2 separate regions of the Mus musculus genome follow, and region 2 is linked to region 1. The links are chromatin loops, found by intact Hi-C in ENCODE. Cell type or tissue: gastrocnemius. All regions are shown on one strand. Links, peaks and the distances in the headings refer to the core of each region. The heading gives the core; the rest is flanking DNA.

What was found. Peaks named below come from ENCODE experiments on the same cell type or tissue, not always from the same donor. Only the 100,000 strongest peaks of a DNase experiment are listed, where the experiment ranks them.
Region 2: it touches region 1 in a loop (2.3-fold over the local background); 3 of 42 quality-filtered maps call a loop at or near these places.

What each region holds. Positions count from the first base shown.
Region 1 is chr2:128,789,099-128,804,643 of GRCm38, forward strand. It overlaps Mertk (MER proto-oncogene tyrosine kinase), which reads left to right. Exons shown (of 19, transcript NM_008587.2): 16 at 1,119-1,228; 17 at 3,848-4,007; 18 at 5,344-5,480; 19 at 12,056-13,909. The coding sequence ends at 12,569. Among named protein-coding and RNA genes, the nearest start is that of Tmem87b, 21 kb to the right of the region's middle. In gastrocnemius, for the core only: no CTCF peak of the experiment used is centred there; no DNase peak of the experiment used is centred there; H3K27ac peaks cover 1,442 bases.
Region 2 is chr2:128,696,004-128,711,548 of GRCm38, forward strand. It overlaps Mertk (MER proto-oncogene tyrosine kinase), which reads left to right and starts at 2,912. Exons shown (of 19, transcript NM_008587.2): 1 at 2,912-3,100. The coding sequence starts at 3,043. Gm39931 (a long non-coding RNA gene) reads right to left here and starts at 2,499. Exons shown (of 5, transcript XR_001783466.2): 1 at 2,411-2,499; 2 at 1,812-1,913. In gastrocnemius, for the core only: a CTCF peak has its summit at 8,619; no DNase peak of the experiment used is centred there; H3K4me3 peaks cover 1,541 bases; H3K27ac peaks cover 1,256 bases.

The DNA.
Region 1 (15,545 bases), core at 4,130-12,129:
TGACCTCTGACCTCCAAATGTGCATGGTGGCACAGGCAACCCCTCATTCCCTCCTTCCTACATATAAAACAAGTCGGCGGATGCAAAGAGAATGAAAAACAAACAATCATGCACCCTCCCTCATCCTCTCTGCCTGGCCTGGTCCTCTGGCCTAGGGGTCTTGGGATGTGAAGGCTCACCTTTGGCCTCATAAAATGTGGAAAGATACAAAATATTTTTCACCTGAAATAGTTTTAAAAGCAAAGAGAATGTGATATTTTCCAAGAGGTTTTTAGAGTTTCCGCTTATTCCTTTTTTTGAAGCTTTTTTTTTTTTTTTAATTTCTGAGCCCCGTGTGGTGTCTCATGTCTGTCATCCCAGCACTGGGGAAGCTGAGGCAGGAGGATCTTGAGTTGTAGTCTAGTCTGAGCTGTGCAGGAAGATATTGTTCCAAACAAAGTGTCTCTCTCTCTATGTGTGTGTGTGTGTGTGTATATATATATATATATATATATATATATATATATATATATATATATATGAAATAAAAAGGAAAGATCTGTCTCTCTGTGTCACCACTACTACTTAAGAAATAAGAAGGCGTGGTGGCTCACGCCTTTAATCCCAGCACTCGAGAGGCAGAGGCAGGCAGATTTCTGAGTTTGAGGCCAGCCTGGTCTACAAAGTGAGTTCCAGGACAGCCAGGGCTATACAGAGAAACCCTGTCTCAAAAAACGAGAGAGAGAGAGAGAGAGAGAGAGAGAGAGAGAGAGAGAGAGAGAGAGAGAGAGAGAGAGAGAGAGAGAGAGAGAGAGAGAGAGAGAGAGAGAGAGAAGAACACCATTTTCAGGGCTGCAGAGATGGCTCAGCAGTTAGGAGCACTGCCTGTTCTTGCAGAGGACCCAGGTTCGATTCCCACGTGGTGGCTTACAACCATCGGTAATTCTAGGTCCCAGGGTTCTGATACTCTCTTCTGGCCTCCTCAGATGCTAGGCACACACATGGTGTACATACATGCAGGCAAAATGCTTAGACACATAAAATAAAAATAGATATAGCACTGTTTCCCTCTTGGAGAGAGTAGCTTGCCAGCTTTTCCTTCTAAATGATTAATGTCTTTTCTTGTTTCCTCCCCTTAGTACATTCACCTGCAGACACTACTGAAGTTCATGATGGACATTGCCCAGGGAATGGAGTATCTGAGCAACAGGAATTTTCTTCATAGGGATTTGGCAGCTCGAAACTGCATGTAAGAACCTGGGCCATCCTGGGGCGGCAGGGTCATTAGACTTCATAGGGTGGGAAGTGACCTGCTATTAGGTTATGGAGGGCATCTGGCTTGGGAGGGGGCAGAGTACCTTGCTTTGTATGGGGTTTCTATCCCTCTGATTCTACCTTGGGGGTTTTCTGTTTCTGCCTCCAAGAGTCTGGCTAGCATCCAATGCTCTCTCTGTGATTAGTCTCTTTTCTCCTTGTCACTAGGCTAGGGGCACTAGGCGCTTGATCTTTGGGGTCTTTTGCCATCAGCTAGCTTTGGATCCATAATAATATGTAAGTCAGCTAACCATAGTATAACTTGAACAACAGTAATGAAAATTCTAAAGACTGTTTGCCCATGCCTTTGTTAGCACACAGCTCTCTCCTCAAGGAGGGTAAGAAATGGTGTGTTCTAGAGTCAAGTACAAGTGACCATGGCCTGAGAATACAGATTCAACAACCTCAAATGTCATATTCTAAAGTGGTGACTGTTTTCAGGTTTTTATACTAACATAACAAAGAAAATCATAAGTCAACACACTTGCAAATACATTGGTGGGAACATGGGGTAGGCAGGGGTCGGCAGCCTGGGAAAACTTCTGCTATAGGCTCAGGTGCCGGGTGATGACATTCTTGGCTTTGGTTGGTCTGCTAAATTAATACATCCAGAGCGGTTTCCTCTGATGATCACTGGACAGACACAGAGGTGGGCAGAGACTTGGCAGTTAAGTGAGCTAAATATAACTCAAGATAGATTGTAGTTAATCTCTGCCCTGCAACAATCCAACCGCTCCTCCTCGATCATTGAACTTCTAACCAGATAATCGGCCTTCTAGAAGGTTCAATGGGAGGTGTAGTTCCTTTCCAGGAACTTTTGTTCATATCTACCCAACCCTTGTGATAACATTTGGTAACCTTAAATATCTAGAAGCTTCTCTACCACAGCAAGTGATGAATTATAAGGATTTACGTGAGAACTTTGGACTAGAATTTTCTCCGTGTCTTTACCTGTTTTGACAGAACCTCCTGATGTAGATCTGCAAACACCTTAACTGTTCCTTGGTTTTAGCTTGCCGGTTGTGAGAAGAGGGAGTGGCCCCTGTGTGTTTGTCTTAGTCAGAGGTTTGACTATAGACTTGGCTACTCACTCTTATCAACCACAGCCCCTTCCCCCTTTAATTTAGTCTTTAAAACCCCGAGGGAATTGGACTTTATTACTGGTTTTTGAGTGTGGATACAGAGTCATGAAATTTTATTTTTCTTTTAACATTTCCTTCGTGTTTTTCCTACCAGGTAGGAGAACTGCCTGTCTAGTTTGTCCTGAACTAAGAACGTGGGTCTTTTGGGTGTGCATACCTGTATTCCCAGAACTCGAGAGACAGGCAGAAGGGTCCACAGTTCAAAATCATCCTCAGCTGCACAGCAAGTTCCTGGCCACCCTGGGCCACCCTGTCTTAAAAAAGAAAAAGAATGGAAGGAAGGAAGGAAGAAAGAAGGGTTAATGTCAGAAAGATAAGGATACCTCTGACACCTGCCTCTTCTCCCTTCTCCTTTCCTCTCTCCTTTCTCTCTTCTTTCTCTTCCCCTTCCTTCTTGTCTAGGACCCATTTTACCGGTGTGAACTATGATTACCATTTATTTCCCTTTAATTTTCCAGTTCCTTCCTCCACAGCTGCCCACATTAGCCAGCAGTCCTTCAGCACCATCTTTCCACGTGTGCTTCCCATTCCTCTCAGACTTTGCCTCCTCTTCTGCCTCCACACCGCCTTGCTTGGTCCACAGGTCCAGCGCTGCTTCCAGACAGAGGGTGATGGCTTGATGCAATCCATGAAAGGATCAGGAGGAGCGACTTGCTGTTCCTTCTACTCCTGCTCTGCCATATCTCTGTCCTACCCTACCTTCCTGCCTCCAGCCACTGTGCCTGGATGCCTTTGCTGGGCCAGCCCCACACAGGCCAGAGTGATGGAAATACAGTAATATCTTCTCCCGATTATTTGCTATGTCTTTGACCTCAAAGCTGCTTCCTACCCCAAGCTCATGGCTCATGGGGTCCATTTCTCCTGCTCCTCCTCCTGTTCCTCCTCTTCCTCCTCCTCTTCTTTTTCCTCTTCCTCCTTTTTCCTTCTTCCTTCTTCTCCGCTTCCTCCTCCTTCTTTCCCCTTCTCTTCTTCCTCCTCCTCTTCTTTTTCCTCTTCCTCCTTTTTCCTTCTTCCTTCTTCTTCTCCGCTTCCTCCTCCTTCTTTCCCCTTCTCTTCTTCCTCCTCCTTCTTCCTTTCCCTTCTCCTCTTCCTTCCTTTTTCTTCCTTACTCTTTCCCTTCCCCCTCCTCTTCCTATAAAGATGTCCTGTATCCCATGCTGCTCTTGAACTTGACCAGCAGCTGAGGATGACCCTGAACTTCTGCCCTACATGCCCCGCTATTTCCATTTGCGCTGTGCTCGGGAATCTAACCAAGGGCTTTGTGCATACTAGCCCAGCATTTTACCAACTGATTCACATCCAAAATCTCCTCATGTCGTCTTAGTCACGTTTCATCCATTTTGAACCACATCTGGTACAGGCCTGGGATTAAATGCCCTGTTCCGCTGAGGACCAGAATTTACCTTTCACAGGTTGCGGGATGACATGACTGTCTGCGTGGCAGACTTTGGCCTCTCAAAGAAGATTTACAGTGGTGATTATTACCGCCAAGGCCGCATTGCCAAAATGCCTGTGAAGTGGATCGCCATCGAGAGCCTGGCGGACCGAGTCTACACAAGCAAAAGTGACGTGGTATGTGCATAGCTTTGATTTGATAGACAGGGGCACACTGAGAGACATGACTGAGCCTGGGGATGTAGGGAGTTACGCTCTGACTAAACGAGGGTTGGGAGCATGCTCAGAGCACGCTTTTATCTCATTTATTCACTCATTCCTCTGCTTTTTCTTGTTCTGGGGTTGACTCTGGGACCTCACACATGCTATGAGAACACTAGCTACTTTCACAACCTCTTCTTTACTTTTAAGATTGAATTTTATTTTAATGATGTGTGTAGGTATGATATCTGTATGTGGATATGGAAGCAGGTGCTCTCAGAGGCTAGAGGCATCAGACCCCCTGCAGTCTGAGCCAATCACAGCCTGTGAGCCGAAATGGATGCTGGAAACCAAACTTGGGTCTTCTTCAAGAGCAGAAAGTGCCCTTACCCACTGAGCCATTGCTCCAGCCCCTTTTACTTTTTGTTTATTTTTATGTACATGATTGCTTTTCCCACATGTATGTATGTTCACCGTGATGTGCCAATGGAGGCCAGAAGACTGTCAGATCCCCTGGAACTGGAATTAGAGATGGTTGTGAGTGTCCATATGAATGTTAGGAATTGAGCCTGGGTCCTCTAGAAGATCAGTCAGTGTCTTAATCACTGAGCCATTTCTCCAGTCTTCTCTACCTTTTATTTTTGAGGCCAGGTCTATCTGTGTCACCTAGAAAGCCCTTGAGCTCTCAATCCTCCTGCTTTAGCCTCCCCAGTAGCTAGGATCACAAATGTATGCCATTATACCTGGCTTTCATTTTTTTTCCATTAATTAATTTATTTATTCACTTTACATAGCATCTTTAATTCAGGACAACTAGTACGATGTGGTAGCGTACTCACATTTGCTTTGCATGTGACCTTCAGAGATTCCCAGGTTTCTTTGCTACAAATGAGTGACTTATTGCCCATAACTAGGATATTCACATTAAAGTGAATGAGTTCACGCAGTAGCCTTTGGAACCCAGATGCTATATAACAGATGCTGTGTAATTATACCCTTGATCCAAGCTTGGGGAGAGAAAGCACACCACAGTAAGAGCAGAGCAGTGTGCTAAGTAAGCAGTGTTGATATGGGATGAGGCTCCCGTCTGCCTTTGGCCAGGTTTCCCAGAACAGCTTTAGTAAGAACGGTTAACTATGGGGCTTCAACCCCATGTATTGCTGTGTCAGGAGAACAGTGGGCCTCAGACATAATTACCAGCTCTGTGTGCTTCGTCATCGGGGCCTTAAGGAAATGACCTTTCCCCATGAAAAAGTCCATTCAGCCTTTGTGGAAAGACTTTTGTCCTAACTTCTTGTGCCTTTGTTCTCAGTGGGCTTTTGGCGTGACCATGTGGGAAATAACAACACGGGGAATGACTCCCTATCCCGGAGTTCAGAACCATGAGATGTACGACTACCTTCTCCACGGCCACAGGCTGAAGCAGCCTGAGGACTGCTTGGATGAACTGTAAGTGTGCATCCCGGGGTCATTGGGCTTTCTGCATGGGGCAGCTACCTGGCTATGAAACGACCTGAGAAACACAGTGCTGGCTGGTACAAGTGGGGCCTGCTGTTAGCCTAGAGAGCCTGTGCAGAGAATGCCTCTACCAGAAGCCTCAGGCCAGCAGACATTCCTAATGCAGATGGAGGTGTTTGTCCAGCTTCTGTAAGCCTGCTGTGGCTCACTCATCCAAAAGGTCTCAGTCTCCACCAGTGGGCACAGTCAAGGCAAGGTACCAGTGTGTGTTTACAAACAACATGAGCATCACTAGGAAGTAGATGGTGCCAATAAATAGGCTCCCTTTGTAGTATATTAGGTTCTGGGGTCCTTCATCCTTACTCACTTTGAACCCAGTAACCCTTTTTCTCGATAGCATTTCAAATGTTATATAAAAGGACTGATCACACTTATTGGGAAACTTAGGAATCTGCACCAGTGCCTTTGAGGACAAAATGGCTCTGGGGATTGCTTGGGAAGTATTCTGACAAGGCAGTTGCTTATTCCTGTGCCTAGAGGGTGTGGTGGTATTGGTACAAAGTTAGTCTAGAAATTGTGTGTTCCCTGGAAGACTTATGCCCGGCCAGCTGTGGATTCTCCTACCTCCCATCACATCGCACATCCAACCAACACAGCCCTCTCTCAGTCTTCAATGCCAGGCATCAAAGGGAAGAGACCCAGGACTTGTGGTTGATCAGGTCAGGCCCTGTCCAATAATTATCCACATGTGTGACCATGGCAGCTGGCTTGACATTTCTGTATCTCATATCACAAGCCACATTGTATGTGTTCTTGGGAGAACTGTGGTATCTTGACAAAAGCAACTGGAGTGGTGGAGGGTTTATTTCAGCTCCAAGTTCAAGGTGCTTTCCATCATGGCAGGGAAGTCAGGATCATGGGAGCGTGACACAACTGGTCACATCACATCCAAAGTAAAGAAGAAAGAGTAAGGAGTTCTTGCTACCCCTCAGCCCCCTTTCTCATACAGCCAAGGATCCCCTGCCTAGGGAATGGTCCCACACACGATTAACATGACTGTCCCATAGTGTTAAAGTAATCAAGATCATATTTCACACTCATGCTGATAGGCCCATCTCTCTTATGATTATAGATTTTGAGAAGTTGAAAATAGTAACTATCACTGTATATTTGTTGAGGGGCAGGATATGCATGTGTGTCATGTTATTTGTCATGTGTGTTTGTTTATCTGAAGGCTGGAGATTGGTGTCAAGTGTCCTCCTCAATAGATCTCCCTTTTCTGAGACAGGGTTTCTTGCTGAACCCGGACCTCATGGATTTGGCTTGTCTGGTTAGCTAGCTTGCCCCTGAATATCCCCTGTCTTCACATTCTGGTGGCTGGAAACATAGGCCAGCCACTGAAACTACTTGGCTTCTAGATGTCTGCTGAGGATCCAAATTCTGATTCTCACATAGGCAAATGCTTTATCTACTGGGGCATCACCACAGCTTCATCCTTAGTTTGGTCTCCCTAAGTACTTTGCTGAGCTTTTTGATACAATGTTGTGCAGTTCTGTCTTCAATGGTGACTTACACTCTCTTTGGTGAGTCTCCTCCAAGGTTTGGGATATTCTCATCATATTTAACAAGAACATTATAACAACGTAGGCCTGAGCTAGCCCTGTCATGGAACAGCATGAGGGATGCTGGTGTTCTGCAAGACCTTCAGCCCCATCCCAAGCTCTTTCTCTGCTGCCTCATTCAGCACACAGGCCAGGGCACTTTGTACACAACCTCCTAAGCACTTCTATGGCTCAGACTCCAAGCCAAACACAAGGAGGATTGTTTTGTTCCCTGCCACAGCCTGCTTTGTGGTTGAAGATATTCGATACCAAACAGAAACAAAGGCTGCAAATCTCTTGAAAAATATCTTAAGGCCTTGATTAAATTAGTCCTACTGTTTCACAGTCATTTTGAAGAGGGCTGTGTTAATGAAACGTTGGCTTCTGGAAATGAGGAAGCCTGGCTGTGCCGCCACACTGCCCAGGAAGTTTTGTGGTGATTTCTTTCTCCGCTGTTCCCCCTACAGCAGCAGAGACTGACATTTGCAATGGTCAGTGTGGGCCTGAGTGAGTTCCAAGCTGTGTCACATGGTGGTTTTTATGTTTCACGTCGAACTAAAACAAGCCACTGCTGAGCTGGTGTTGTCTGAGAACACTTTTAGCTGGTGGAGTCAGCTACCGCCCTGTGGCTGGGGGCCCAGGTGGTTATAGACAGACTGTCATTCCCCTGTTTCTGATTTCTGACAAACCCTGGGCTGACAGATGTGATGTGGTCAGCAGGCTGCTGGAGCAGGCTTTATTCCTCATGGGAATGCTGACAGGCAACAGCACCCCAAAAGAAACTTCTGTACTTGACACACAAACTCATACACATACTCATATTCATATACACAAACACACACACACAAACACATACTCACACATACTTATACACACAAACACACACTCACACACAGAGTAACACCCAGCACACACTCACAGACACATATACAGACACTAACACATACTTGCACCCACAAATCCACACACATTCAGACACACAAACACACTCACTCGCACACACATACTCTCACACACACAGACACAATCATGAACACAAAATCACAGACACATGCACACTGACTATTCTGAGTGTCTCGGAGTCCAAACATGGCTAGGAAGAGTGCACTCCTTATGGGTGATTCTTTTTGGCTGCTGTAAGCTAACTGTCTGAAATGTGGCAATGTCAGTTGGGAATGTAGCTCAGTAGTGGGAACTTGTCTAGCCTGCACAAAGTTGTATGTTCAGTCTCCACTACTGTAGAGCAAAGGGCTAAGGGAGTGAGGGAAGGACACAGGGAAGGAAGGAGAAACAGAGAAAAGGATACACATATATAAATCACGGAGTTCTACCATGGAGTGACCAGACTGTCAGTCTTGCTTCCTACTGCCCAGGATGCCACCTTCTGTGGTGTATGAATCAACATCTATGGGACATCTCCCTAGCTGAGCTCTTTAAAGTCTCCCTGGCACCCTCAGAATCTTCCCTACCAGCTGTCCACAGTGGTCCTCCATGGCATGAAGAGCCATCCTTCACCCTCTGATAGGGCAGTTTTATTCCCCCACAGGGCCCTGTTGGCCAGCAGGTACTCTCCAGCATTGAGAATTCTTCTCCTCACTGGGCATGATAGCACACACTTCTAATCCCAGCAGAGGCAAGCCAATCTCTGTGAATTTGAGAGATCAGTCTAGTCTATATAGTTAAGTTTTAAGGCAGGTAGGACTACATACCAAGAGTCTATCTAAACAAAACAGAACAAAACAGGGCTGGAGAGATGTCTCAGCAATTGACTGAACATTGACTGCTCTTCCAGGGAACCTGGGTTCAATTCCCAGTATCCACATGGCAGCTCACAACAGTCTATAACTCCAGTTCGGGGGCTCTGATGTCCTCTTCTGATTTATATGGGCAATGTAAACATTTGGCACGCAGGCATATATTCAGACAAAATATCTAATATATATATATATATATATATATATACACACACACACACATATATACACACACACACACATATATACATATACATATATGAAACCCAGAATTTCCATCTTCTTTTCTCATTGCTGATACTGACAGATCACAGAAACCCAGAACTGCATTACCATCATGATGACATCATGACATAAATACTATGTTCTGTGCAGAACCTTCATCTCCCTTCCCCAGGGGTCCTCCTTCATTGCTTAGACAGCAACAAAAATGATTTCTCAAATATTATGATCAGAGCTGAGGTACCTCAGTGGTGGAGAACTTGCCTACCATGCACATGGGCCCTGGTAACACCCTAAGTACCACAGACAGATGATTACCATCATAATCTGGTCATGGATTGTTTCTGGATATCATCTTCTGTGGTTTCCCAGGCTCTTGTGATATCTTTCAAGGCCATATTTAAGATGGGCATAGTGAGGTATGCTTACGCAGGAAGGTCAAAAGTTTGAGGGCAGCCCAGGCTATATAGCAAGGTCCTATCTTATAACACACACACACACACACACAACACACACACACATATTTATATTCTCATAAAGTATTAGAAATGAAAGGATGGTACTACCACTATTCTCTATAAAGATAAGTCACTTAGCACTTTCTTCTAGGATGTGAGGTAAATGAAAGAGAAGTAAACAGCCCGGTGTCTCAACATGAAAATGCGAAGGATGTTATGTTCTTAGGGACTGAATCTCTCAAAGCCCGTTCGAGCAAACAAGCAAGGCTCTGTGCAGAGTTGGAGTCTTGCAGATTGACTGATGTGAGGAAAACCTCTAAAACAGAACCTTTCGTTGTTTGCCCAGTCTAAGCTACTGGCCACTGAGAGTGAGTTAGAGAGACTCAAAGGAGCTCCCAAGGCTAAGATGAAACCCAGGGCTGTGAGGCAGGTGTCAGAGTGGGGTCCTGTGTTGAGGTCCTGTCCCTTTGTATGTGTGTGAGTTTCCAAGTTCCAGAATCAAGTAACAGTCCTGGTTAGGGCTGCAAAAATACATCAATGAAAGGTCGTGAGCATGTCTGCACAGATGAGATCTGTGTGTTGTATATAAGGAATTAGCCCAAGGATCTATAGATTGTGAGAACTGCACATTTTTGTTCCTAAGAAAGCCAGTAATCAGCATGCATCAGATAATTCAGATTCAGCTCGGGTTTATTTGTTTATTTATTTTTGGTTTTTCGAGACAGGGTTTCTCTGTATAGGCCTGGCTGTCCTGGAACTCACTTTGTAGACCAGGCTGGCCTCGAACTCAGAAATCCACCTGCCTCTGGAGGCCCAAGTGCTGGGATTAAAGGCGTGTGCCACCACCGCCCGGCTGGTTTTATATTTTTAAGGGATTATTTATTATGCATTTACATTTTGTCTGCACATACATCTGCACACCAAAAGACGGCATTGGATCCCGTGGTGCTACAGAAATAGTTGTGAGCTGCTATTTTGGGGCTAGGAGTTGAACTCAGCACCTCTGGGAGAACAGCCAGTGTTCTTAACCACTGAGCCATCTCTCCAGCCCCTCACCTTAGTTTTCATATCCAGTGATATTAATATCAATTTCCCAAAGCAGGGAAGGCTCAAAATGAAATGCTGGTGTGAATCCTTCTCAGCCCAGCAATTTCCTGTTGTCATTTCCTTCCCATGGCCCTTAATTGTAGTCTTAGTGATACTAAATACTGGGGATGGAGTTGCTCAGAAGAGAGGCACATACCCCTATAGAACTCAGCAGAATCTCCTGAGGAGCGCTTGTGTATTGGGCTTGCCCAACCCTCACCTCATCCTGATGCTCCAGGTAAGGCCAGGGCATGGACTATAATTTACACGGAGCTGTTGGGAAGCTGGGAAGGGAGCGATACACAGTACTTACCACTCAGTCGCCCTTCATGTCCCACTCTAGCTCTGGGTCTCCCTTACTTAGTCCACTGGTCCAAATAACTCAGCGCTCTTGGTAACAACTCAGTTTAATGGTAGACAAAGGTTAGCAAACTTGTTTGGTAAGTATCTTAGTTACTGTTCTATTGTTGTACAGAGCCACTATGACCAAAACAACTTATGAAAGAAAGCATTTAATCGGGGGCTTGTTTACAGTTTCAGAGATGAGTATATGACCATGCACAAGCATAAATCAGAGAGAGAAAGGCTGAAAAGGGTGTGGGTTTTGAAACCTCCTCTATCAAGGCCACACCTCCTAGTCCTTCTCAAACAGTTTCACCAACTGCAGACTAAGCATTCACATAGATGAGCCTATGGCTTTGAGGGCCCTTTGTAGCAACCACTCAGTGTTACAATATAGCAAAAGCACAGACAGCAAATAGGCATAGCTGTGTTCTAATAAAACTTTATTTACAGAGAAGATGATTGGTTTGATTGCCAAGCCTATATAAGAAAAGGACTTTAAATCCATTTTATTTGCAAAAGTTGATAAAATTGCCAAATGCTTCTTCTATTTTTAGCAACAGAATTTTTTTTTTTGACCAGCGGCTGCTGAGATGGCTTAGTAGGTAAGAGCATTTGCTGAACAAGCATAACAACTGGAATTCAGTCCCCAGCACCCATGTAAAAAGGTTGGCATGGCAGTGATGTACCTCTAACCTCAGTGCTCTTATGGGCAGAGACGTGAGAATTCCTGTGCTTCTTGGCCAGTCAGTCTAGCCAAAACAGCAAGTCCCTGGTTCAGTGAGAGACCCTGTCTCAAAGCAATAAAATGGGCAGGAATAGAACAGTATATCAGATGCCCACCCAAGCCTCTATACACGCATGTACAAGTACATATTACCACACACACACACCTGAAACATTTTAAAACATTTTAAAAGTTGAATAACTATTAGACCATTTCTTCCCACCCACCTCCACCAAAACTCATTCATTTCCATAAAAAGGTGAAGGAAATGCTGATTAAAATGGAGTGACATTAAACATTAGTTGAGGCAGAAGGGATGGCTGCATACAGGTTTTGGGTCTGTGACAGGTAACGCTCACTTGTGTCTTATCATCAGGTATGACATCATGTACTCTTGCTGGAGTGCTGATCCCTTGGATCGACCCACCTTCTCTGTGTTGAGGCTGCAGCTGGAAAAGCTCTCCGAGAGTTTGCCTGATGCGCAGGACAAAGAATCCATCATCTACATCAATACCCAGTTGCTAGAGAGCTGCGAGGGCATAGCCAATGGGCCCTCACTCACGGGGCTAGACATGAACATTGACCCTGACTCCATCATTGCCTCTTGCACACCAGGCGCTGCCGTCAGCGTGGTCACGGCAGAAGTTCACGAGAACAACCTTCGTGAGGAAAGATACATCTTGAATGGGGGCAATGAGGAATGGGAAGATGTGTCCTCCACTCCTTTTGCTGCAGTCACACCTGAAAAGGATGGTGTCTTACCGGAGGACAGACTCACCAAAAATGGCGTCTCCTGGTCTCACCATAGTACACTACCCTTGGGGAGCCCATCACCAGATGAACTTTTATTTGTAGATGACTCCTTGGAAGACTCTGAAGTTCTGATGTGAAGCCAGCTGAGAGGAGGCATGAGAGAACCAAGCAAATACAGCTTCCTGGGATCTGGTGGTCTTAGATACTTTGTTATTGCTCTGATAAAACATCATGACCAAGGCAATCTTCAAGAGAAAGTGTTTAACTAGGTTTACTGTTTCAGGGGGTTAGAGTCTATGATTGCAGAAGGAAGTTATGATGGCAGGAACAGCTGAGTGCTTATATCTTTAAGAGCAAGCAGGAGACAGAGAGCACTCTGGGAAATGGCACCTATCTTTTGAAACCTCAAAGCCTGCTCCCAGTGACAAAAGTCCTTCAACAGGCCATACCTCCTAATCCTTCCCAAACAATTCCACCAACTGGAGACCAAACATTCAAATGTATGCGCGTATTGGGGCCATTCTTAAGCAAACCACTACACTGGTTATACCTGAGGTTTTGGTACTTGTTTTCCTTACCAAGTAGAGTTCATGGCCGGACAGCACCAGGTGAAAGCTGTCAAGTCAGGTTTGCAAATACATAACCAAGGTCTTGAGAGACAACTTTTTATAGAGATTTCTTTTATACAGTTGCCTGCAACTAAATCAGAAGGCTCACAACCACCTGTAACTCCAGTTCTAGAAGACTGATACTCTCTTCTGGCCTCTGAGGGCATCTGCACACACGAGGCATACTCTCACGCAGTCATATGAATCAAAATAAATCTAAAAATAAGTAAATCAATAGCAAGGCTAGGCGTGTGGCTCAGCAACTCTGTGCTTAACCTGTGAACTGTCCTATATTTCATCCCAAGACCCCAAAGCAGTACAGAATAAAAATACAGAGGCGAGGGGAGATAGCTTAGTTGGTAAAGTCCTTGACTTGTAAGTGTCAGGATATGAGTCTGATCCCCAGAGCCAACATAGCACAACTTTGAATGTGATAGCACACACTTGTGATCTCAGTGCTGGGGAGGTGGTCTCAGGTGGATTTCTGAGGCTCACTGGCCAGCTACCCAGGTGAGTTCCAGGCCAAGTAAGGCCTGTCTCAAAAAAAAAAAAAAAAAAAAAGGTGGACAGCACCTGAGGAGTGATATTTGATGCTGTTCTCTGTACACACACACACACACACACACACGAACATGCATTCACAAGAAAAATATAAATAAAATACATAATATATTTATTTAAAGAGAGAATATATATGTATATGGTGGAAAGAGCCAAGGAGATTATATTTTAATAAAAGATGACTTATTTCACTGACCTTGCAGAACTCAAAATGTATCCCTCAGTGTTAACATTTGTACAGAATCAATGTTGCTTTTTAAAAGTTGTTTTCTTTTCCACAGTATTAAATGTAAAAGTGTTTGTTAAGTGAAATGGCAGGTTTGCCTTCATTTTTTGACCTTCACGAGAAGCCTGGCATGTCTCCATCCATGCATCATGTGTGTGGGAGAAATGATTTACTTAATGTCCCAGGTTTTACAACTGATCGACTGAGATGACTTCCTAATAAAATGCAGATGAGGAAGGGTGTGTTCCACATGCTTCAGATTTGGGGAGAGAGCTGTCACCAGCAGCCCTGATAACCTTTCTTTGCAAAGGAGTTTCCTTAATGGCTGGCCCTCCCCACAGTTCCTCTGCCCATTCTTACCACTGCATTGAGGGACCTGGAAAAACAATCCCAGGAGTCCATAGAGGAATGGCTGGCAAGATAGCTCAGCTGGTAAAGGTACTTGTGACCAAGCTCAGTGACCTGAGTTTGATCCCCAGGACTGACATGGTGGAAAGAGGGAACCAACAAAGATGTCCTCTGACCACCACGTGGACAAACATGCACAATAAGTTAGTGGATACGTAAACAATTTGAAAAGAGTTCATGAATGAAAAATAACAATAATAAAGGAGTCAAGATTATATAGGCCCTGAGAAGATGTGGAAGCGGTTGAGCAGTGAGTTCTAGTTCCTCTGCAGAGCTGTCACTCACAGGAGGTAGGCGGGGCAGGCCCAGGGCATAAACTGTGGAGTTCTGCCATCTCAGTTCCTGGCTCAGCCACCACATGTTGATCACTTGCCTTGTTTCCAGCCCTGTATATATCTGCTCCCTTTACTGTGTGTCTTATACTATGGGTGCCAGTGTCATCCTCATGTCTAGGCCAGGAAGCCATTGCTTGGAAAGACTTCATAACCTGCTCCTGACCTGTGTCTAGAGAATGTAAGAGCCAGAATTTAGAACGTTTGAGTAACCACACGGTTTAGAGTCCATGCTAGTATGTTTCACATTACAGGACACCGCTTCGGCAAACGAGAGTTGTGATGGAATTAGAAGTACAACTCTCTTTCTTTTCTTTTTCTTAATTGTGCAGGCTTAGCCCATTAGTAAGCCCCCTGTCACTCACAGGAGGTAGGTGGGGCAATCAAGGCAGAAACCTTTAGCTAAATTTCTTATTTCTATGTAACAGCATTTTCTGAGTCAGCTTGTTATTAACTTGTATCTAACCGGCATTGAAGCTTGTTATCACACTTTCCCCTTCACCACAATGGATGGTGTTCTCAGCCATAGCCTTGAACACTTGAAAATGTAGACAACTAACTCTCCCAAACTCCCATACTGTCTTTTGCATTTACTATAAAGAGCCTTTCTCATTCTCTGTGTATACGCTCAAGTCTGCTTTCAAAGTAAAAAGCCTGAGAGAGGAAATGGGAAGAAACTAGTCAGGTCATTGTGTTCTGCTAGCTTGGAACAGGGCTGGATGCAACCGAGAGGAAGGGAATAAACAAACACCAGAGACACACCGCAGGCTGCTGGGTGAGACCTGCCTGGCGGTGGGGGTGTAGTGGGAGGGGGGAATCTTTTCTTTCTTCTTCCTCTTCTCCTCCTCTTCTTCCTCTCCTTCTTTTCTTCTTCCTTTCTTTTCTTTACTTGTTCTAGCTCTTTCTCCCCCCCCTTTTTTTTTTTTATAAATTTTGTTTGTTTTTTGTTTTGTTTTTTCAAGACAGGGTTTCTCTGTA
Region 2 (15,545 bases), core at 4,648-12,647, 93 kb before region 1:
AGGGACAGGTGGATCTCTGAGTTCGAGGCTAGCCTAGTCTACAGAGCCAGTTCCAGGACAGCCAGATCTGCACAGAGAAATGCTTTGTTGAAAAATCAAAAAAACAAAACAAAAAACCCCCCCAAAAAACAAACAACAATAATAATGAAGAAACAACAGTAGCTCTAAAGCTCTAGGCTACAGAGTGTCACTGAGATATGGGTTCCAGGTCATTGTTGCCCTGCTAAAATTGCATGAATGCTGTCCACTGGGTACTCTACAAACATGGAAATAGATATAGAAAATAGAGTCTGATTCTATTTTTTCTCACATTTCTCTTCACATAGTTTGGTAAAAAGAAATGCAGTGATAAAATTACAATTTCATTTGGATGTATAGTAAGTAACGCTATATGCCGGCATGCAGCTTTTAAATTTTAGCTCTGTTTGCATGTTTGTGGAGGTGTGCAAGCATAACTGCAAGCTCTTTGACACATCTCTCATGAAGAGTTTATGGTGTGCGGCTTCAAGTATGGCTTGACATTGCTTTCACCCTGAGAGCCACTTGACCTCTGGCTAGGTCACTCAGCACCACACAGCAGCGGTCTACCTTGCTCACTGGATTGCTCACTCTTGGAGCTCTGAGCTCCCATGCCAGACTTCCTCTAAGCTTGTCTAGATCCTTTGGTCCAAAGTCCTTGTCTCCAAATCATGCCAGTGCAGGCAGCAGCTATGTAAATGAACTAACCTTTAGTTCAGGGCTTGGCTGGTTATGTAAAGGGCTGGATTATATGGCTTTGTGAACCATACAATCTCTGTAACGACTATTCTGCTCTGCCACTTCAGCACAAAACCACAGAGATAATATTGCCTATGATGGCTGTGTTCCAGTACTGCAGATGTACAAAGCCAGGCCACAGATTCTCAGGTCCCTTCCCGCTGGGGTCACTCCAGGTGCTAGATACTCAAGGTCACAGACAGAGAGGCCACAGAGAAAAGACAATCCATTTCCTCTGTCCAAATCTATGAATCTAATAAAATGGCCAGTGCTTCATTCCTACTGCATTGGTAGTAGCCTATAAAACAGTACTGTACAAGGGAGGCCCCATTAACAAAGACAGATTTGCGGCTGGAAAGTTGGCTCAGTGCTTAAGAGCACTTGTTGCTCTTGCAGAGGACCAGTGTTAAATTCACAGTACCCAACTGGTAGCTCACAAGTATCTGCAACTACATTCTAGGAGACCCAACACCCTCTTCAGACCTCCATGGGTACCCCAGCATACACATGAATGCAGTCAAAACACCCATACACATAAAACTAAAGTAATTAACCAGAAAGAAAAAAAGTCACATTTGTGTTGAACATGGTAGCACACACCTTTAATTCTATCTAGCACATGGAAGTCAGAGCAGATAGATCTCTGTGAGTTTGAGGCCAGTCTGGTTTACATAGTGAATTCCATTCCAGCTAGGGCTAAATAGTTAGACCTTGCCTTTAAAAGAAAAAAAAAAAGTGAGATTTAAGCAAGTCCTAGTGGCACACACGTGCAGTTCTAGCTACTAAGAAGGCTGGAATATTTGCACAACCAGGAATTCAAGTCCAGCCTAGGTAGCATAGCAAGACCCTGTCTGTCCTACGTAGATTTCTATTGTTGTGATGACCAAAAGCTACTTGGGAATTTATTTCAGCTTACAGTTGAAATGCATCATGAAGGAAAGTCAGAACAGGAATTCGAGGCAGGAACCTGGAGGCCAGAACTTAAGCACAAACCATAGAGGAACTGCTTACTGGCTTGCTCAGCTTGCTTTCTTATGCATCCCTGAATGACCTACCCGGGAATGGCACCATCCACAGTAAACTGGGCTCTTTCACATCAAGCACCAATCAAGGGTCTGTTTAATCCAGCGCTTCTGGTTTGATGTCCTCCTGCAGGGCTAGAGATGCAAGGAGCTTATTGTATCACAGTGCGTATGGGTCTGTCCTCAGTTTCAGTAATAAATACTTTAAATTTATCAGGGTGGTTTACTCTGGGCTCTAATGTGATCTTATCTCCAAAGAAAAACAAATCATTCTATTTCCTTTAAGAAAGCCTCATACGCCTTCCGTTTCTTTGAGATTCACAATCTGATGCCGTGGTTTGGGCCTCCCACCCTTTCCTGTAACAGCACTTTCTTCCATCCCTGTTTCAAACTCTTTCCTTACAGGATTCGGCTTAGTTCTCCCCGAGCTAACCTCTGGGGTGGAGGTTGCAAGATCTTGACGCCAGGGTCCGCTCTTGCACTCCGTTTCAGTAGCCAGGGGGAGGACCTGGCAAGCAGGGTGTGCTGCCACGGCGGCCACAGCCTCTGGAATGCAGCTGCTAGGACCTCTTATGCCAGTAGAGCCTGAACTGCAGAATCGCTGCCCCTCCAAAGCAGCTGGACCCACTAACCTTTAAAGGTCTTGGAGTTGCATCCGTCGCTCTCCACTAAATTCGGCCTCTACCCTTTCCAATCCCTTCTACCTACCCATACAGAGTGAGATTCCTCTGATGTAACCAAGTAGCCAGAGATCATCCTCCCGATTATTTTCTTTCTTAGCCCCCTCCCCTTCCTCTCCGTCTCTCGGTCCTTTTAGCTCAAGATGGTGGCCCTCCTTAGCTCTGTTCCATCTCCTCCAGCACCTCCCTTCCAGATTTCCTACACACTCAAGCCAGGGGTTAACCTGCTGGAGTTGACCCAAGTTCCATTCTGCCCCGCCCCTCCACCCTCCCTAGGGCTTGTCCTTGGATCCTCCCCTTCCCGCCCCCTCCTCCAGTTCCATCCTTCTTTGCTCTCTTTGCCCTTCCCCCTTCCCGCCCCTGTCCACTCCAACCTGCTGGCCCCTCCCGGGCCTGAGCCCTGGGCCCGCCTCTTCTAACTTAGGACTCCTGCGATCCCCAACTCCGCACTGCCACTCTGGCGCCTGCTGCCCGGGCGGCCGGGACTGAGGCGCTTCGCACGCGCCCTCGGCGACTGGCGAGTTTGGGACGTTGGTGGATACGTGCATCTGTCCGGAGAGAACTGCCAGATCCGCGGCCCCGCGATGGTTCTGGCCCCACTGCTACTGGGGCTGCTGCTGCTACCCGCGCTCTGGAGTGGAGGTGAGTGCAGGTTGCAGGGTCTCCGGGAGCTGCTACTCATTCCAGCGAGCCGTAGAGGGTTATGGGGGCTCCCTAGCCGGGTCTTGGGGTGCACGTCTTAGTAGAACCGATGGGAACCGAGAGCTTCCCATTACCACAGAGAAAGACCTCAAGCCCGGTTGGGCGCTCTGGGAGCAGCGAAGTTTGAGCCTTTAAGAAATGCAACTCAGGTCTGGCGTGGCATGCACCAAGAACTTTACCCTCAACACTGTCTAGCCTTGCCGAGCTTTGGCGGGGTTTCTGCGAATCATAGACCGAGGATTCCAAGGTAATTCCACGCCGTGAACCAATAAGTAGCTGCAAAAGTTGGATGTCACCGTTAGCGCGTGGCGTTGCTTGGAGGCTAGGTGTCCCGCCAGGGAAAGACTAGTTCTGGCTTCTCCCCTGGGCTCTGCTGAACATTGTGTTAGCCCTCCTTTGTAGGGACAGCCTGTCTGTGAGTGTAAGAAGCCTGCAAAAAGCCGAGGGGGACGATACGGTCCTTTCACTATTATTACTGTGGAGCGGAATCTTTTTTGTTTGGGTAGCACAAACAAGTGCTCAGACCACAAGTGCTCTCACAAGCGGTTCAATTTGACATGCTGGATTGATTAGCGCAAACAAGTATGGCAGGTTCCTCCAACAGATGACACTGAGGCACTTTGTAAAGAAGCTGCTGGGGGGAAAACAAAACAAGGTTTTTCCAAAAAGAAATAGACGCAGGAGGGGTTGGAAGACTACTATAAGCAAGCACATTTCAGGTATTGTTCCTTCAGGTATTGCTCCTGCCCTAAAAGATCTGTTTCTATTCGGAGTGTAATTTTGTCTCTTTGATCTTGAATCTGGTAGACTAAAGTTTGTCTTTTAAGGAAAGTTTGGTTTATGGTTTAGCTACAAACCTCATTTTTCCTCTCAAAGTTCATTTGCTCAAATGAGCTTTTTTTTCTTTTCTTTCCTTTTCTTTTCTTTTTCTTTTTTAAACAATTCTTTCCTTGCACATTAAATTACATAAGCAATTTGTAGTTTGAGGCAACGTGACAATTTGCAACAAACATCAACAGCCAAAAAACGAGCTAAGAACTGAGACCACTCTATTCTCCATTACTAAACCCTCAAAAGTTCCTCAGCCTTTCTGCCAGGACTGTTCTTAATAATCCGCTGAAAGTCGGGTATACTTTTGCTACTAGCCCTAGCAGGCCACGCGTCATTTTGGAGGCTGTGACTGTCATAAGCATGGGAAGAGTGATAGGAACCAAAGCTTTTGTTTGATATTTTTAAATCTATGCTTTATTTTCTTTTTGTTTTTGTTTGTTTGTTTGTTTGTTTGTTTTCGAGACAGGGCTTCTCCGTGTAGCCCTGGCTGTCCTGGAACTCACTCTGTAGACCAGCCTGGCCTTGAACTCAGAAATCCGCCTGCTTCTGCCTCCCAAGTGCTGGGATTAAAGGTGAGCGAGTGCCACCACTGCCCTGCTATGCTTTATTTTCTAAGTTTTGAAAACGTGTGATGAAGTTCTGTAGCTGACAGACATAGACAACCGTAGAAAGGCTTAAAATGCACGCTGAGAAAGAATGAAAGTTTCTCAATTTTTTTCTACCTGAATTGGAGCTGCTGAGAACGTGTTTCAGGAGTCCCAGTCTTTCCTCTCTGCTTGGCCCCTGATTTGGACCACGGTGTGGGGGGAGGAGGGAAAGGGGGCGACCGAGCTGTATAAGGGGCACACAGTGTCCCTAGGGAGGGTCAGATAGGGAAAGAGGATGAAGGAGAAGTTTGAAAGTGCATAAAAATGAAGCCAGTCTGGTGACTTCATCTGTGACTAAGATGTGTGAACCCTGAGAACAAACCCGGCTTTTAAAATGGTCGATTTTTTTAATTTTTGGTTTTTGGTTTTTCGAGACAGGGTTTCTCTGTGCAGCCCTGGCTGTCCTGGAACTCACTCTGTAGACCAGCCTGGCCTCGAATTCAGAAATTTGCCTGCCTCTGCCTCCCAAGTGCTGGGATTAAAGGCATGGGCCACCACCGCCCAGCTAAAATGGTCGATTTCTTAAATTGACACTAAAAACAAACATTCCAACTTATTATAAACATTTTTTCCAAGAACTCTAAGTGACCCCTCTTGCTTTTTGGAAGTAAGTAGGGTTCATTTGAATAAATGAGTGAATGAATTTTGTTCTTTAAGATAGTAAGCACGATATAACCGCCTTTGAATTAACAAAATTGAGCTTTAATTTTAAAAAAGTTTTATTTTATCTGTATGGGTGTTTTGCTTGTATGTGTGTCTGTGCATCATGTGCATGCATAGTTCCCAAGGAGATGACCAGAGGGCACTGGGTCCCTGAAATCAGAGTTACAGGGAGTTCTGAGCCGTGCTGGGAATTGAACTTGGGTCCTCTGGAAAACAGTCAGTTCTCTTAACCACTGAGCTATCTCTCCAGCTCAAAATTAGGTTTGGTTTTTTTGTTTTGTTTTGTTTTTTGAAACAGGGTTTCTCTATATAGCTCTGACTGTCCTGGGACTCACTCAAAATTAGGTTTTTAAGCCTTACTTTTTGAAAGAATCTCTAGATAGTTCTGGAAGGAGGGCTAGTGGTCACAACAGATTGCCAGGTAGGAAAGATGAGTTGGGACATTGAACACTCGTGTACCTCAGCCAGTCCCTACACGACAGACAGATGCGGGTGTTCATCACAAACCCAGTTGTGTTGTCCCCAAGTGAAACATCCTCCAATGGCTTCCTGTTCCTTGCCAGATTTCCAGGTCCTGTAAAGCCTCACAGGACCTCCCCTACCCCACCCCCCTTGACTCATTTCTAGTCATTTCCCCCTGGTTGCTGCTGCTCTGGCCACCTCTGTGTCACCTTCCTAGCACTAAACAGCTTTTAAAAAGTTTTTGTTGATTTTTGTTTCTTGTCTATGAGTGTTTTGTCTGCATGTATGTATATGCACCTATGCATGCCCAGTGCCGAAGGAGGCCAGAAGAAAGTGTCTGAGCCCCTGAAATTGGAGTTTCAGGAAGTTGGAGACCACTAAAGAGAGTGCTGGCAACAGAGCTCTGGTTCTCTGCAAGAGTGGTACACACCCTTAACCACCAAGCCATCTCCCCAGTCTCCAAAACTGATTTAAAAATAAATAAATAAATAAATAAATAAATAAATAAATAAATAAATAAATAAATTTCTCCGAGGACCTTGACTTTGGATAAGATCTATAGTTTCATCATAACTTAAAACACATGGCTCTGGGTTGGACCTCATCTATATGGAGGAAATAACCCCTAGACTATTTTTGGTACAGCAGGACACTTTCATAGAGTAAGTTTTTGTCAACTTGACACAACCTAAACATATCTAGGATGAAGGATGGTCAGCTCCAGAAGATTGGCGTATGGGTAAATCTATTGGGGTCTTTTCTTAATTGCTAATTGATGAAGTGTGGTTCCAAGTTCCACCTCCTCCCTGGGGGACATGCCAGCAGGATCTTGGTTCTGCTGTGAATGCCTGGGAGGTGTGTGGGGGTGCGTGGCTTCTCTTTTAGATTCAGTGACACAGCTTGTGTTCTTTATTTGAGGTGAACCAGGGCTCTATGAACCTTGGAGTGTGGGAAAGGATTTTCAGGGTGAGTGTGCATTGGCTGGGCTTAAGGTACTGGGAACGCTTCATTTGCATGGAGAAGCATCCCAGGAGCTCGCTGGGCAGGTTCTTATTGAGAGAAAGGGAGTAATTTGATGAAACCTGTAATTTCACCAAAGACTACTTAACATTCCTCAGGTAGAGGATGTGGGGGCGGGCTCCCCAGATAAGGTCAAGTGGAGAAGAAGCAGCCTGGCTGGAAAAGGGGGTCCTACACTCCATTTTGGGCCGAGCTCAAGGAGCTGTCTGGTCATAGTAGACCACCTTAATAGCAAGGTTTCTCAACAATGAAGAAGGGCCCAGCCCACTGTGGATGGAGCCATTACTGGCTAGGTGGTCCTGGGCTGTATAAGAAAGGTGCTGAGCAAGCCAAGGGAACAGGCCAATGAACAGCATTCCTCCTTGGCTTCTACTGCAATTCTTGCCATCAGGTTCCTGCTTTGGCTTCCACTGATGATCTGATTAACTTTACCTGCAAGCCAAATAAACCCTTACTTTCCCAAGTTGATTTGGTCAGCCTCTTATCACAGCCACAGAAAAGCAAACTAGGACATCCTCGAAAGATGAGATGAGCAAACAACACACTGTAAATACTGAACTGTTAGTACCATAATTACCAATGGTGCTCCCTGGTACTTAGGCCTGCAGACTTGGGGTGGGTAATTCCTTTTCCTAGACAAAAGATGTTGAGTAGAAGTTTGTTTGTTTGTTTGTTTGTTTGTTTGTTTTCTTTACTGGAATGCTTCCTCAATACAACCTTGAACTATGAGGGTAAAAGATTCAGATGTAGCTCCGTTGGGTAGAGTGCTTGTCTAGCATGAGCAATACCCTGGCCGAAATGCTCATCACTGCATAAGTCAGGTATGGAGATTGGCTCACCAGGACTCACCTCTACCTGAAGAGCTATTGGCAGGTGATGGCTGCTTGAGGAGAGAGTCAATTTTCTTTAGGAGTGTGGCTCTTGGTTGCCCATGTTCTAATGGATGGACCTACACTCATGTGATCGCTGCAGCACCAATTAGACTCAGCGTAAGCTGTAAAATATAAATAAAAAGAGGATGTGAACTTGGGAGGGGTTAAAGAGGGGATTTGGGTGGTAGATATCATCAAAATACAGTATATACAAGTATGAAATTCTGTAATAATAAATTTACAATTACACACACACAGAGACATGTAACTATAATCCCAGAAGTCTGAGGTGTAGGCAGGAAGGTTAGAAGTTCAAGATCAGGCTGGAGAGATGGCTCAGCAGTTAAAAGCACTGACTGTTCTTCCAGAGGTCCTGAGTTCAATTCCCAGCAACCACATGGTGGCTCACAATCATCTGTAATGGGATCTGATGCCCTCTTCTGGTGTGTCTGAAGACAGCTATAGTATACACATATAAATAAAATTAAAAAAAAAAAAGAAGAAGAAGTTCAAGATCACCCTTGGCTACATATCAAGTTTGAGGCCACCCTGGACTATATTAGATCCTGTTTTCCCACACTCCTTCCCTGCAGTGATTTGGTGAAGAGGCTGTGGGGTGGTTACTCTGGGTGCCTAAGTCCTTTGCTACAGCCCTTTAGCATTTTGCTTCCTAGTAATTCTGCTAGCAAAACCCTACTAGGAGGTCTGGAGGGATGACTCAGCCAGTAAGAGCACTGACTACTCTTCCAAAGGTCCCGAGTTCAATTCCCCAAAGCCACATGGTGGCTCATAACCATCTGTAATGGGGTCTGGTGCCCTTCCTCTTCTGGTGTGTCTGAAGACAACTACAGTGTACTCACATATATGAAATAAATAAATCTTTAAAATAATAAAATACCCAACTAGGAGCAGGCTTTCCCAGTAGAGACTGGCACTAGCAACCCCTGCCCCCTACCTTCCTTGGGCAGTAGAGGCTTGACTTGCCAGAGGAATAGCTTCCTGTCATGTGCCTCACAGGAAGGCACAAAAATGAGGTCCAATTCTGGCTCCACTTTTCCTATGTAGCTCTGTGCCAAAGTGGGTGTGGGTTTGTTTTGTTTTTTTATTTGTTCTGGTTCCGGCTTTTTAAGTGACCGAATCTAGGTCTTTCCTTTCCTTTGGCGGCCTCAGCAAGAAAATGAGCATTGTTAATTCTGTGCAGATATGAGGGTCTGTGTGTAGTAGATTGGGCTGTGGAAAGTAGGGAGGAAGGTAGGTCCTGGGTGCTGTCTTGCTTGTCGATTGATGGCAGGTGCTATCAGAGATCTCTGCTGGCTCGGAGGAAGACCCAGTCTCTCCTCTCTCACGCTGGATATTCATCAGCCCCTATCCTTAGGTAAGTCTGTACCCTGTGGTTCCCCTTCATTGTGCCTGCTCTTTTGCCTGCAGCTGAAACACTTAACATGCATCCTCCTGCAGGGTAGATCCTTTCCGATCCGTGAGCTCCATTTAGGGACTAAGAATCCTGAGAAACTTATCAAGCGAGGCTGTTTTTGATCACTGGGTCTAGTTTTTGTTGTGGTTTGTTTGGTTTTTCAGTCTATCCCTTGGCTTGTGCTAGGTGGGAAGTCCTTTACCAAAGCAAGAGCTCTGGTTTTGTGGGGACCTTATACTCACTTCCAACTTTGAGCAGATGGAAGCCTGTTGGTCCCCTTCCCCTGACCTCTTGTCAGTTGGTGGGCTCAGTGGGTGTGTGGGTACTTGAAGTCCCAGACAGCTTCATCTGGGTCATCTCCTCAGGTTGCAGTATCTTAGTGATGAAGGCAGGGTGAATAGATCTTGATGATCTCATCAAGAAATCTACATTTACTCCCAAAGTATGTTATTGTCCTTCTTGCCTGTTCATTTATCATCATTTGACTCAACGATCAAAGGGATTTTCTGCAAGTCTTGAGGTGGTAGAGGGGCAGATGGGGCAGAGGCAAGAAAAAGGCCAAAAACAGAGATGTTGCCTTTGTGTAATGTGGTGGTTTTAAAATGCTTGACCCATGGGAAGTGGCACTGTTAGAAGGTATGGCCTCTTTTGAATAGGTGTTGCCTTCTTGGAGGAAGTTTGTCACTGTATAGCTAGATTTTGAGGTCTCTTAGTACCCAAGTAAGGACACTACATCTGGTACAGCAATTGGAGTTACTACCTGATTTAGTTTTTGATAGTCAGCTGTCTTTCTCCATGACCCATCTATCTTCTGCATGGGCCAGATAGGAGAGTTAATGGGAGATGTGGGAACCACCACCCCTGCATCTTTCAAGCCACTGATGGTGGCACTGATTTCTGCAGTACTTCCAGGTATGTGATACTGTTTTTGATTCACTGTTTTCTTTGGCAGAGGCAACTCTAAAGGCTTCCCTTTAGCCTTCCCAACCAAAATAGCCTTTACTCCACAGGTTGGGGAACCAATATAAGAATTCTGCCAACTTCTAAGTATATCTATCCCAATTATACATTCTGGAACTGGGGAAATAGCCATCGAGTGAGTCCAGGGACCTATTGGACCTACTGTGAATCAGGACATTAGCCAAAACTTCATTAATAACCTGGTCTTCATAAACCCCACTGGTGGACCACAGTGTTTTTTAGGGTCTCCCGGAATCGGCATCAGTTAAGAACCAGTATCCACCGAGTGGTGGTGGCGCCCGCCATTAATCCCAGCATTTGGGAGGCAGAGGCAGACGGATTTCTGAGTTCGAGGCCAGCCTGGTCTACAAAGTGAGTTCTAGGACAGCCAGGGCTACACAGAGAAACCCTGTCTCGAAAAACCAAAAAAAAAAAAAAAAAAAAAAAAAAAAAAAACCAAAAAAACAAAACAAAAACATTATCCAATTGTTTCTGTTTCTCATTCTGCAGTTACCCTTGTAAAAGGCCATAGGTCCCTCTAGGGAAGAACTGAAGAAAGCTAACAGCAAAACTTTTAGGTGTCTTACCAAGATCCTTCCTCAGGGGAACCTAGCCACCCTTTCTTTCATTCAATCGGTCTGCAAACTGGCTCAAGCCTGGAAACCTGATTCACTGGCTGAGATTACCTTTTGCCATGATCCAGGGTAACTTTTTTCATTTGTTTGAGAATCTTTCTGATAATACAGATCAAACAGAAATGCAGTAGAGTTCTTGTCTATTTCATGCCTGGAAACACCATGAGTAATTAGCCATACCAAAGGTCTCTACCAGTCATGCCATTATAAAATTCACCCTGCCTGTGCTGACCATTCATTACAGGTTAGGACATTACGTCCAGTGTTTTGTCTATGTTGCCCTTTATGATAACTACGATCACCTTGCCTCTGGCGATTCCGTGCTGCCACCTGGCCCCACTACCTCAGAGCCCAGTTAAATCCATTGCATTTAATTCATCCAATTGAGCAGCAGCATCTCTAACCCTAAGGTCTGGCACAAGGAAAAGGGGAACAACAAAACTCTTCAAATGTGCCGCTGCCCCTCTCACCAGTTTGCATCTTATAGGATTTGTGAAGGGCATATCTCCTGGGCCTCCCCATTATAGAGGATTAGGTTTTACACAGTGTACCCACTCCAGCAGCGCAATTTCCCTTAAAATCCCTTCATCAACCCTAAGCCAAGGGATATCAGGCATCTCCAGCTCCTTTTCTGAAGGCCATCTTTTGATAAACCTTTCAGCCAACCATTCAAACAAACTTCTGATACCTTATTTTAATCAATTGAGCTTCCATATCAATAAACTCAGCCTGATCTAATTTATGTTCCTTCCACCATTATTTCCATACCTTTAAAATCCATTTCTACACATACTCCCCAGACTTCTGCTTGAATGTACTAGCAAACTCATTAAGCACTTCCTAATGGACTACACTTCCTATCTCTCTGCTATGGGTCTGCTTTGCCTTGAGTCTGGTTATAGGTCTATTGGTGGGCCTTGAGGAACACCAGTATTGTCTTGCCTGGCATTTTCTTAAGAGAAAAATCATTGCTGGTTTATCAGATAGTGAAGGCTTTATATTCTTCAGGTGAAAAGAGTAATATTTCAAGGGTGGGGTTGAGGGTACTACTGCTTTAGGTGAGCTAAACCCTTGAGAATCTAAAGGTTCGAAGTTCTCAGCTTCAACAGGGTCCTCCCACACATCCCCATTCCAAGTTATAGGATCCATTCTTTGTCAATTAATGCCCTTACTTTAACTGCTGACACCCTCTGAGGCTGAGATTTAATTTAATCACTGTAATTCACCCATCTTTATCTGAGGGCTTTGGTTTGATTTTTCTGCAACTTGAATTCTATGGCTGCTGGAAAGAAGATTCTCTTCAAGGGCGCACCTAGAAACTTCTAGATTGTTTATTTGAATCTGGAGCTGGTCAAGTTTATCATGGATCTCATTCCTTTATCAGCTTATCCAGAGATGCTAAGAACAACCAAGCAGCAAAATAATTTTCCTTACTTCCCTCCAAACTGTAGCGTTTCATATACAAGGCCACCTAATCCATTGCCATTCACAATTGTTGGATCAAGATAAACAAAGGCATTTACCTCTACAAGGTTGAAATATAATTTTTCACCATGGGCCTTTTATATTCTCTGAGCTCTCAGGAGAGGGTGAGTAGAGAGGTTTCAGTAGCTAAAGGTGCTAGTGAATTAGAAGTCACCGGGAAATTATAAAGGCTATTCCAGATAATTAAGATTCATCCTTATACTTCTGCTCCTCTAGTCAGGTACCAACTTCTGTCTTAGTTTGGGTTATTGATGAGAAGACACCATTACCAAAGCAAGTCTTATAAAGGCAAACATTTATTTGGGTCTGGTTTACAATTTTAGAGGTTCAGTCCATTATCGTGGTGGGAAGCATGGCAGCATCCAGGCAGACATGGTGCTGGAGGAGCTAACAAGTCTTGATCTGAAGGCACCCAGGATTCCTGCAGGCAGCCAAAAGGAGGGTCTCTTCTGCACTGATCAGAGCTTGAGCACTAGGAGACCTCAAAGCCCACCCACACAGTGACATACTTCCTACAACAAGGCCACACCTATTCCAACAAGGCCATACCTCCTAATAGTGCCACTTCCTGTGGGTCAAGCATATTCAAACTACTACATGTAGGTCAAGGTCATACACAAGAAGTTTTATATCCAAAAACAAGATATTCCCATTTTATTTCATTACCCCAACAATGCTTCCCCCCACCCCAACAATTCATTTGATGTGCCTACGTGTCTCTTTGTACTTAGAACCTTCCAGGATTTCTCAGCTGGCCTCTTCAGAGGTGCTCTCTAGCCCAGCATGATGTGGTCCATACAGAGTTAGTTCCTGTCCAGTTTCCCCTCTGGAGGGACTGTCCACAACTGATGGGCCTCAGGTGTACAATTAGGTAAACGCTCTCTGATACAGATCCCTTTTCTGGCGGGTATATCCAACCTTTTGACAATTACAACACATGTAGGGTTTACTCACACTCAGAAAACATGCAATTGAGCTATTAAACAAAATCACACACACACACACACACACACACACACACACACACACACACACACACAAACATCAAAATGTTTAAAGTTAGTTTACAATTTTATTTGGTTTGCACTCATAGCTACTTTCAGCCACATTCAGCCATGGGTTGGGCACCCTGGAGCTGCTTGGTCTTGCAAGCTCTAATTACCAGGGACCCTAAGCGTGGTAGGATCTGCCTTAGACACATTCTCACCTCATTAGACACACAAAGGAAAGCCTTGTTTGTTTTGGAGAAAATGTTGCTTTGCTATCTTAAGCCTCAGGGCTTCTAGTTAAAGCTACTAACCGCAGACCGGCCTCCTTTATGGCTTTGATGAGGAGTTTCACAAGCAAGAACAGGCTGTCTTTGTGGCGAATATTAGAACGGGCTCACACTAGCTGAAGTTGCTTTCTGTCCTCACACTGCTCAAGAAACTCTCTGGGAGGTGATAAATATTCATGGATTCCCCATTTGCGGCTTGTATCTGGTGGCTGGTGTTCCAGTTTTGCTGTAAATGACCCTCAGCCTCTCTGGGTACACAGGAAATGAAACCAGCCTGTAAGCATTTGACAATTCTCCACATGATTTGGAAATGGTGGATGAAATTAAAGTTCTCTAAAATTTTACGAGCAAAATTTAAAAGGAAGCTCATTGGATTTAGAACTAGTTAAAACAATATCAACAACAAAAGCCAGTTTGGGAGACCAAGATGGAGGCTCTCATCTTAGGTTAGATTTTGTCTTGCAGGGTTATTTAGGTTACTGTGCCCATTTATCAGCAGGCAGAGCAGATAGATGAGAGTCTGTGTAGCACACATTTCTACCTGGAGGCGAAGGAGGTGGAACACTTTCTTGAAACTGGCCCAGAGCGCTGAGTCCTGATTCTGAAACTGAGCAGCGGTCGGTATCCATTCTGCAACGAGGAAATGGAGACTGAGGGCTGAGTCAGACTTAAAACACGATCACTCAGTTGGCTCTTCAAGTGTTGGTAGTGTCCATGTTGTCTGCCTGTGTTCCCCACCCCCCTCAGTGAAACAGCCCCACCAGCTCTAGCTGGAGAAATAGAATAGTCTTGAAATGCAAAGTCATCTTATTAAAAATTGTAGACTTCCCTGAACAAACCATGAGGTCTTCCCATCAAATGTGCTGCGAGTGTGGGCTCTTGGGTTCTGAGGAGCAGGGAGGACTCTAAATTTTCCTGGAGTGGATGGGATGGGGCATGCATTTTAGAGAAAGCAGCAGCAGCCTCAGGGCCTGGGGGGAGACTGGCATCAATTCTAAACATCTATTCATTTAGTGTTAGGGTGTAATTTTATGTTTGGGGGGGACGGACGGACAATGTGCTATACACAGTTAAATGCAAGCCAAAACTCGACTGAGGCAGAGGCTATCAACAGGAGGTGAAGTGGTGTGTTTTTAGTTGTTTGTTTTGTTTTTCAAGACTGACTTTCCCTTTATAACCCTGGCTGAGATTAAAGGCGTGTGCTTCCACCGCCCAGCTAGTAAGGTGAGCTTTAAACTCATCTACAAAACGTTTGCAAAGCCCAACTGCGCAGGGCAGCCCAGGACCTATGGACTCTGCCTTTGGGAGTGGGACTTGCCCTGTCTGGCCATGCTAGAGCCAGTATGTCTAAAGTCTGATACTTGCAAAAGGCTGGGGAGCCTTTTCCTACCTTCCAAGAGGAAGTGTAGGAAGAACTTGGCCCTTAATTTAGGACTAAGGTAGTTGTGCTTATCCAAGGGAAGGGGCGGGTCTTAAGCCAGAGAGAACTCTGGACTGGATCTCCAAGCCAGTTGAAGTCATGGTTTTAGAATGTTCGGGAAGAATAACAGGGCAAAGCTTCCTCTTTCTAAACCACACCACACAAGCATGCTGTGATTCTAAGTAGGTGGGCCAACCAATAAATATCCTTGACGTTTTCTTTTTGCCATTGCCTTTTTTCTTTTCTAACCTATTCTCTAGTCTCTATACGGAAGACTTGCCTAAGTACGGCATAGGAAGTAATGTTTTCTCAGGACCCTACGGCCCAGTGTAAGAAGTCAAAGGTTAGCAATGCAGACTGTTATTCACTTGTTTCAACCCTCTTAGACTCAATTCATGTCAAGTTCATTAGTGGCATTATAGATGGAAATGCCTGGTTTTCTGTTTCTTTTCTAGAGAGGCTTTTATGTAGCTCAGGTTGGCCTGTGACTTTTTATATTGCTGAGTATAACCTTGAACTTCTGATCCTTCTGCCTCTACCTCTGGAGTGCTGGGATCACAGAGATATGGTACCGTGTCTGGTTTATGCCGTGCTTGCTGGAGCTAGAACCCAGGACTTCCTACATACATCTACCAACTGAGCCACATCTCAGTTCATTTATCCTTACAGGTACATATGTGAATATGCCACTCACATATTA